Linked DNA regions of Homo sapiens: region 1 is linked to region 2. The links are chromatin loops, found by intact Hi-C in ENCODE. Cell type or tissue: heart right ventricle. All regions are shown on one strand. Each heading gives the region's core, and the rest is flanking DNA. Links, peaks and the distances in the headings are about the cores only.

Region 1 (4,405 bases), core at 160-4,159, 52 kb before region 2:
ACTTGCTAAAATCCTTCCACTAAAGATTAGGCTCATCTAGGATTAATTAGGAAACAGCTTTGGAGAAGCTAGAGCAGAGTTTGGAAACAGAGGTAAATAATGTGGTAGATAAGTGAGTGGAAGGCATGTTAGGCTGAAGGATCATGCCACAGCTTGGAGGCTGAACTCATTTGGCATGGGTGAGAACAATCTACATTCACAGAAGAAACACGAATTCCAAAGTAGGCTTGGTTCAGGGAGTTTTCTCTAAGAATACTGCAGTAGTCCTAGCATATCAGGTAACTGGAAAAGTCAACCAGCACTTTGAATCATAATTACTAAGAAGTCAATGAGAAGAGAGCAGGTAAATCTTGAAGAATCCATTATCCTTATGGATAACACATCACAGAAGATAATTCTTAAATTCGTTTTTTAAAATGTTGTCCTGGATAATTCAAGAGTTGCCATAAATTTTCAATGACCTCAATATTTCAAAGCTAGCATATTTTAAATTCATTTTTATTCATTTGTCTAAGTTTTACTTCTCCCTTGTAAGCTGTATGCTTTACTATAAGATAAATTAACAGTACCATTTAATGCATTTGTTCCTTCTAGAATCCAGAATTATCACCCGTAAGGCAGAAATTCTGCCAATTATAATCCTATCCTCACAAGACATCATCAAAACGCTGATTCATACTGACTAAACAAGCTGCATATTAATTACTCATTTCAATGTCAGCATGTTCATTATATATTGCTCTTTCCAGGGGAAGGAAAGACAAGGAGATGCTAACGCTTCTAGGGCATTTCATTAAAATGCACAACGCAGCAAAAAATAAGTTGCTTTTGCCCTTTAACTGAATTATGAAGAACAAACTTATGAAAATTATATTGGAACTGAAGGCTTTACCATTTAAAGACAACAGCACATTTTCTGTCACTTTTCATACATGTTTTTGGTGGCTCAAATCTACTCGAGTTATGCGATGGTCTCCCCAGTCCATACCACTATATCCTATGCCTCTCGTTGCTCACTGTAAGCCCTGTCTCACTAGAATGGCATGTGCTGGTAATGCCTGGGGTGACAAAGAGAATTGGACATAGTAGAAACTCATCTTGGACTTAGACTGTGTTCACCTGCTGGTCCAATTACAAAGGCTGTTATCAGAGTCGGGTGGGGAGCCTCAGTACATCATAGTAAACCTCAGAGCTGCTCCTGCCCCAGCCTCCTGGACACATGTATAAGCCCAAGAGAGGGAGATAGAGCTGTAATTGCTAATCAAAATAATTATGTTTAGTAAATTGTGTAATCCATCTGTTCCAATTACCCTACCAGAACATAAGACAAAGGGGAAGAGAATCCAGCTGTCTCATTTCCTACCTCTTCCCACTCCCCTGACACAAACCGCAGGCAGGTTGGTTATGATGCCACCTCAGGTCTTCCTTGATGGTGAATCAATCCAGCTGCCAACAGTGCTGAGCAGAGAAACAGGAAAGACTGAAATGGCCATTGGGGGAGCAAGGAGCAGGCGGGCCCAAAATCAGGAAAGCAGATGCAGAGCAATGTCAGGGGGCAGAGCTTACAGAAGAGCAATAAGAGGATCAAACTGAGCAGGGCTGCTGGGTGCCTCCAGGGTGAAACTGCTTGCAAGTACATTTGAGGCACCCTTTAGAGGGCCCCAGAAATGCAGGTGGGTGGTCTGGCAGGGGACCTGAAAGTCCTTTACCAACAAGTAGAAAAGGCTAGCGAAACTAGTGGAATTTGAGCTGTTCTTATTAATGTGACCTCATGTGGTCCTAGCTGATGAGTCCTAGGAGAAATGTGTGGTATATATGAATCTGGGGAGAGCTCCCCTTTCTCTAATATAAAACAGATGTCTGTAAACTAACATTGTAGGAGAATAAATTTGAGCACTCCAAATGGCTAATGAAATATATCAAGTTCCTTTTTTTTTGTTTTAATCTTTTGAGCTTAAGTACAAAGCATAGGGTGTGAGATGATCATGGTAGGCAAGAAAGAAGATGAAAGAAAAGTAGAGAGAAAGAGAAGTAGTTCATGGTTCAATAAACACCTACTGCGTTCTTGGCTCTTTGGTGGATTTTTTGTTCATGGCCATTGTTTTAGCTGATTTTCAAAAGTAAAAAAAAAAAAACGAGTCAAGTATTATTATCATCATTTTACAATGAAGAGATGAGTTTCAGAGATAGGAAGCAACTTGTAAGGGAGACCACACAGTTTCTAAACATTGGAGGTAAAATTTGAATCAAGGTCTATGTGATATCAAAGCCTATGCCTGCACTCCTAAGCATGAGCAAGACAACACTCTGGGGTGCAGAAAGAAAACATTAAAATTCCTATTTAGATTATTTTTGACCTACGCTTTTTGGTAAGATCATTTTAATCCAATGCAGGTAGTGACATACCACATCTGGTTCACAAAATATGCTGAATTAAAAGGGGTTGACAGAAGGATGACAGCATCCTCCTCATTCATTGGTCAGCTTTTATTGTATTATGATGTGCTGTAGTTTATGTGGCCAAGTAAAATCTCTTATATTGAGTTTTTAGCTAACATACCTCAGAGAACAGACTAATGGCTCTAAAATATCCCCCTAAAGAAGCAAGAGATTGATGTAAACACTAATGATGTACACACATGTAAGCGTGTGAGTGTGATCTCTTTGTCAGCCACAAAAACAGAGAAACGATGATGACACAATAGACTCTGACTCAAAGTCAGGCAAAAAAATTCTTTTAATTATCAAGCCTATTTGAGGTATGGGTTGATATTCATTATTTAAACATTGCCTTTGCCTATGTAACATATTTGCATGCACTGTGCTTTTGGAGGTTTTTTTTTTCAGTAATGAATATTATTGAAACCAAGTATATCCACTTAGAAGCCAATCCATGAATCACTGTTTCAAATTTTAAACAAATAATTTCAAAGACAATAAAATATTTGGAATAAATTTAATACTAATAAAGTTTAGTACTAGTAAGTTTAGTATTTTATGCAGAACAAAATGATTGGTCATCAACAAATATAAACCTTTAAAATATTATATATTTCATCTTTGTTCCATTTTGAAACTTTTCTCTTTTGGAATAAAATGGACATAATATAATAATTCAATGAGATACATATGAAATTCATAAAAAATAAATATTTCTATTAAGAATATATGTTCAAAAAATCTGATAGAGTGTGTTATCAAAAAAATTGCTGGCTGCTCCATCATACATCAGAGTGTAGTGAATATGGTGTGGTTATTAAAAGTTATTAATAAGTATTTTTAAGCAAATAAATAGAAGAAAAAGTACTACATAGGTATGAGGTATACCTCATAGAGTAAGAGATGTTTGGAAAACAAAGAGTAGGGGAGACAGCCTTAACTTAATTTTAATAAGAAGGTTGAAGCCACTGGAGGGTGACCACACATCGCTGTTAGCCTTGGCTTATGCCTGCTCTTCCACATCCCCCCAGATGATGTCCCTTTCCCCTTCAAAGTGATCTGATTTAAATGATAAACTTTACAATCACTCTAATTATACAGAAATTTTAAAAAATGTTTAACTTCTTCATGTGACTCTCTTTCTGTCACTTTCTTTTTACCCTGACCAAAAAAAAAAAAAAAAAAAAAAAACAGTATCTTTTTATTTTCACGGCCAGCCCTGTCATATGTACACAGTATCCTTTAAGCTATGATAAATGTATGTTATAGTTTTTCTTCCTTGCAAAATCCATCTCTCTCTCTCTCCTTAGGATTCTCCTTCCCCTGCCTATGAATATATCCAGGTCTTGCAAAATCTGAAATTAAAATTCAAAAAGATTTATTTTGAGACGCACGTCTCCCTTTGAACACTTCTCCCCCTTTCATTTTATTTGGAAAACTTTCTAAAGGAAAGTCCTTACTTGCTACATTTTCTTCCTTCTGTACTCAACACTGTATTGTAATTGCTGTCTTGGAGTTTCCCACTGACAATGCCACATCAAACACCCTGTTCCTTAGCTTATTCCACAGAAAGTTATGAGAGCTTATTGGAGGACTATGCAGGAATCCCACGCCTTTGACGAAAGAATGGTCCTTCTCTACTTTTAGGACAGTCAGAGAGGGTGTGAAGGGAGGAAGCTACCACCTGCCTACTTAGCCAGATGGACTGAATTGATTGGTCTTCAGATGGTCACAACCACACCATCCCACTCTGCAAAGGCATTTTCTTAACCTTCCTTCCCCTGCATCTTTACCTCTCTGAATACTTGAAATTATTGACCAGCTTTGCCATCTTAAAAGTTTCTATTATTTTGGTGTATTCTAGGACATTGCAGAATGTAGTATAAATAATATGTAATTTGGAGTCTGAAGGATCTGGATCTGAATTGTAATTCTGCCCCTCACTATTGCTTGTTGAATTCATCCA
Region 2 (4,405 bases), core at 208-4,207:
GATTTTAACTGTGGAATACATAATTTATCTCTAGCAATATTTGCATCATTTTTGGCAAAAAAAAAAAAAAAAAGAAAAAAAGATGAAGAAAACCCAACTAAGTATCAGTTTAAAAAATCAGGAAATTTGTTTTCTGATGTCACAAGAAGCTGGGAGGCAGAGTGGTTGTGGGGTTGGTTATTTTGCTTCTGCAGTAACATCCTCAAGTTATCAGCCATATTTTGCTTGTCTACTCTGCCATCTTCAACATGCTGTCTTGGTCCTCTACTTCCTTCTCATAATTACAGGATAGATTCAGAAGGTCCAGCATCTTCTCCTCACCCTAATTTAACTAGAGACAGCTAAGCAACTAAACTTTCTCCTGAGACTATTTTAAAGATTAAAAAATCTTTCTCCCAAGCCTCTGCAACAGATATGTACTCATTGTCCAGGACAATATCATGTGCACTATTTCTAAACTGAACAGTGGCAAGGTGGATGGGCTTATCATGACAGGGTTAGATTTATCAAAATTCCCTCCCTGGGGATGTGGAAGGGGCTAGCCTCTCCTGGTGACATGGCCATCTGATTGCTGAACCAAATTAACTTACTGTGAAAAGAGGTAAAAGAAATGGCTGTTGAATAAACCACTATGAAGAGTTTTAGATCTATACAGCCACTTTTATGCATGAACATCCGCTAAGTGCCAGATGGATCCCCCAACCCTTCTCTCACTATTCCGAGTTTATTTGCCACATGTTTATGGCAGATACATTATTTTTTTCTGGCATAAATGTTGTTATCAATAGAACTAAGAAAAAATAATTCCACTACTACAGACCCCTCTGCTTTTGAAATAAATCAGATTCCAGTTCTGCCTGAGCTCCATATTCCTGGCCATTTAAGATCATATGCTAGATTCTAACCCTACATTATTTTGATGGGTAAAAATAACCCTGAACTTACTAAAAAAAAATTATAATAATACCTGGGTGGCCCAGTAAGTTTGTATTTCTGGAAATTTACTAAAATCTAAATTACCTTTTCATAGTGAAGATGGGGAAAGGATAAACAGAGTGAATACCATATGGCCTGCCTCTTGTTACTGGTAGAAATAGCATTGTCCTTTACCCAGGCCATTCATCTTGAAAAATCATACTTGCCCTTTATTTTTGAGATCTGATCACCTCATTTTTGATTAGGTTCTATGTCCCCAGCTAACTGCACACTTTGAAGAACCTGAACCAGTTTGAAGGCTGCCCTTCTCATTTAGCAGCAGGTACAGCAATAATAGCAGCTAAAAACATTGATTGTGAATAACCCCTCAAAGACATCCAATAGCATTCTCGCCTCTTCAGCTCTAATTGAGTCTGCATTTCCTCATGTGTTTCCTGGCTTCATGGTTCATGATGAGTTTTAACACAAGAGAAAAGAAAACAAGATGATTGCCATGACACCCTTTGGGTCACAAATCCACAAAAAAAAGAGTAGATTGAGAAATCTGTGGCAAAAATAAACAAAATAATAATCATGAAAGTTTAAGAATCTCAACAGGGACAGAGCAAAAACCGTATGTGCTCAGACTCTCATAGGATATATTAAATTTGGCTGCCTGTTGCAAAGAAGTCTGTGGATAGACAAACATTCTGTCAGTCCTAATTACCTCACTGGGCCTGTTTTTGTTACTTCAGGCTCTCTGCCGTCTGGCATGGGCGCCCTGCATCAGCCAAGATCCTAGCCAGCTGAAGAAGATTGAGAGGCAGGCCTTGCACCCGCGTCTGTGAACTGTCACTCTGTGTCTCTTTAGACTTGTGATGGGGTATGCCTTCCAATAGGCTGTCAGTTTGATTCCTGACTTGCCAAAGCAGCTGTGTGCACCAAGGTCTTTAAAAAAATCATAGAGGGAGACCTGATCTAGTCCAGCAAATGATGACAAAAAAAACAGTCATTACTTAAGAAAGAAGAAAAGTATAGCAACCATTAAGTGACAAAATTAACTAACTCATTTTGTGACCAGTAAGTGTGAAGCAAAAAAAAAAAAAAAAAGCAGTCATCATCCAAACCCACAAATTAACACTGTAAATGATCCATGCAGAAATGAACTTGAAATGAATTCTACTGGCTCAGTTAATGTGTTGAAAAAGCACATTGAGTTGGTAGGGTCCTTTGGCTTCCACTACATTCGACTCTGTTGGGGAAAAAAATGCTATAATTGGTACCAACACATCCTGTGAACTGCAAAGCCAAGAATATTTTGTTGTCCATGACATTTTCCCCAGGGTTAATACCCTTCTTACTTCAATTAGAGAGATATTTAAAAGATCAACCCAAAGATTAGCACCAAAGCATATTTTTCTTTACTGTTTTAATGTCAGGGATGGAGAACAAAGAGTTTACTTCACTATAACTACAAAGCGTTTCAAAACCCAGAGAAAAAGGAAAAGTTCCCTTCTTTGGGCATAGCAGTGATGAAACTGTGGTCACAAACTCAACATCACTTGACATCACCATGGCTTTGGGATTTTTTTGAATTTTTTACTTCTTTAATTTTTAATTTTTGTGGGTACATAGTAGGTGTATATATTTATGAGGTACATGTTTTGATATAGGCATGCAACGCGCAATTATCACATCACAGAAAATGGGGTATCCATCGCCTCAAGCATTTACAAACAATCCAATTATACTCTTTGTTATTTTAAAATGTACGATTAAATTATTATTCCCATAGTCATTCTGGTGTGCTATCAAATATTGGTCTTATTCATTATTTCTATCTTTTGTACGCATTAATCATCTCCACCACCATCTCTCACTACCCTTCCTAGCCTCTGGTAACCATCCTTCTACACTCTATCTCCATGAGTTCAATTTTTTTTTTTTTGATTCGTAGATCTTAGAAATAAGTGAGAACATACAATGTTTGTCTTTCTGCGCCTGGCTTATTTCACTTAACATAATGACCTCCGGTTCAATTCATATTGTTGCAAATGACTGGATCTCATTCTTTTTCATGGCTGAGTAGTACTCCATTGTGTATATGTACCACATTTTCTTTATTCATACATCTGTTGATGGACACTTAGGTTGTTTCCAAATCTTGGCTATTGTGAATAGCACCGCAACAAACATGGAAGTACAGATATCTCTTTGATATACTGTTTTCTTTGGGGTATATACCAGTAGTGGAATTGCTGGATCATATGATAGCTCTATTCTTAGTTTTTTGAGGAAGCTTCAAACTGTTCTCCATAGTGGTTGTACTAGTTTATATTCTCACCAACAGTGCACAAGCGTTTGTTTCTCCACATCCTCACCAGCATTTGTTCTTAATTGTCTTTTGGATATAAGCCATTTTCACTGGGGTGAGATTATATCTCATTATAGTTTTGATTTGCATTTCTCTGATAATCAATAATGTTGAGCACCTTTTCATATGAGTGTTTCCCATTTGTATGTCTTCTTTTGAAAAATGTCTATTCACCTCTTTTGCCTATTTTTAAATCTGCTTTGTGTTTATAGCCCACTTACCAAATAAATTATTCTTGTAGTCTCCTTCCTCAAAGTGGACATCAATACTCCCACTCTTCATTCCTAAATAATTATCCATCTCACAACATGGGGTAGTCTGAAAATGCATAGAGAGAAACATCCTTCTTTGAAAAGAAATGGATGTCCGGGTGCGGTAGCTCGTGCCTGTAATCCCAACACTTTAGGAGGCCGAGATGGTTGGATCACCTGAGGTCAGGAGTTCAAGACCAGCCTGGCCAACATGGTGAAACCCCATCTCTACTAAAAATACAAAAATTAGCCAGGCATGGTGGCACGTGATTTTAATCCCAGCTACTTGAGGGGCTGAGGCAGGAGAATCGCTTGAACCTGGGAGGCAGAGGTTGCAATGAGATGAGATCATGCCACTGCATAACAGCCTGGGCGACAGAGTGAGACTCCATCTCAAAAAGAAAAAAGAAAGAAAGAAAAGAAATGGACAGAAATCTGTGCAGTATGTCTGGGATGCTAGCTCCAAGTTATCATGAAGGAAAGAATAAGAATGAAGAACATCCAGCCTCAGGAGACTCCAGAAGAAGTTGTCTGCCTGCCAACATTATGGCATAGGCCTAATCTGAAAGCAAGAACCTGGCTTGAGAGGTTTGTAGTCTTGTTTCAGCTTCTTGTAATGGCTATCATTATAACTATTTGCATCCTTGCTGGTGGCTTTGGCTAATTATATTTAACCTCTCTCTGGGTCAGTTTCCTTATCTATAAAATGAGGATAAATAAAAATACCTACATAAAAGGATTGTTCTGAAGATTAAATGAGTTAATATTTGTAAACCACTTATAACAGAGCCTTGTACCTAGCAAGCCCTATATAAGTATTAATCTAATGACATATACTATCTTAGTCTTTTATTTCCTCAATCAA

Evidence for each region. A loop is a pair of places that touch in the nucleus more often than their neighbours do. Peaks named below come from ENCODE experiments on the same cell type or tissue, not always from the same donor. Only the 100,000 strongest peaks of a DNase experiment are listed, where the experiment ranks them.
Region 1: it touches region 2 in a loop (7-fold over the local background); 1 of 110 quality-filtered maps calls a loop at or near these places.

The regions. Positions count from the first base shown.
Region 1 is chr2:149,736,363-149,740,767 of GRCh38, reverse strand. All of the region lies in intron 1 of MMADHC-DT (MMADHC divergent transcript), which reads right to left. Among named protein-coding and RNA genes, the nearest start is that of LINC01931, 120 kb to the left of the region's middle. In heart right ventricle, for the core only: no CTCF peak of the experiment used is centred there; no DNase peak of the experiment used is centred there.
Region 2 is chr2:149,684,203-149,688,607 of GRCh38, reverse strand. All of the region lies in intron 1 of MMADHC-DT (MMADHC divergent transcript), which reads right to left. Among named protein-coding and RNA genes, the nearest start is that of MMADHC, 99 kb to the right of the region's middle. In heart right ventricle, for the core only: no CTCF peak of the experiment used is centred there; a DNase peak (open chromatin) is centred at 1,714.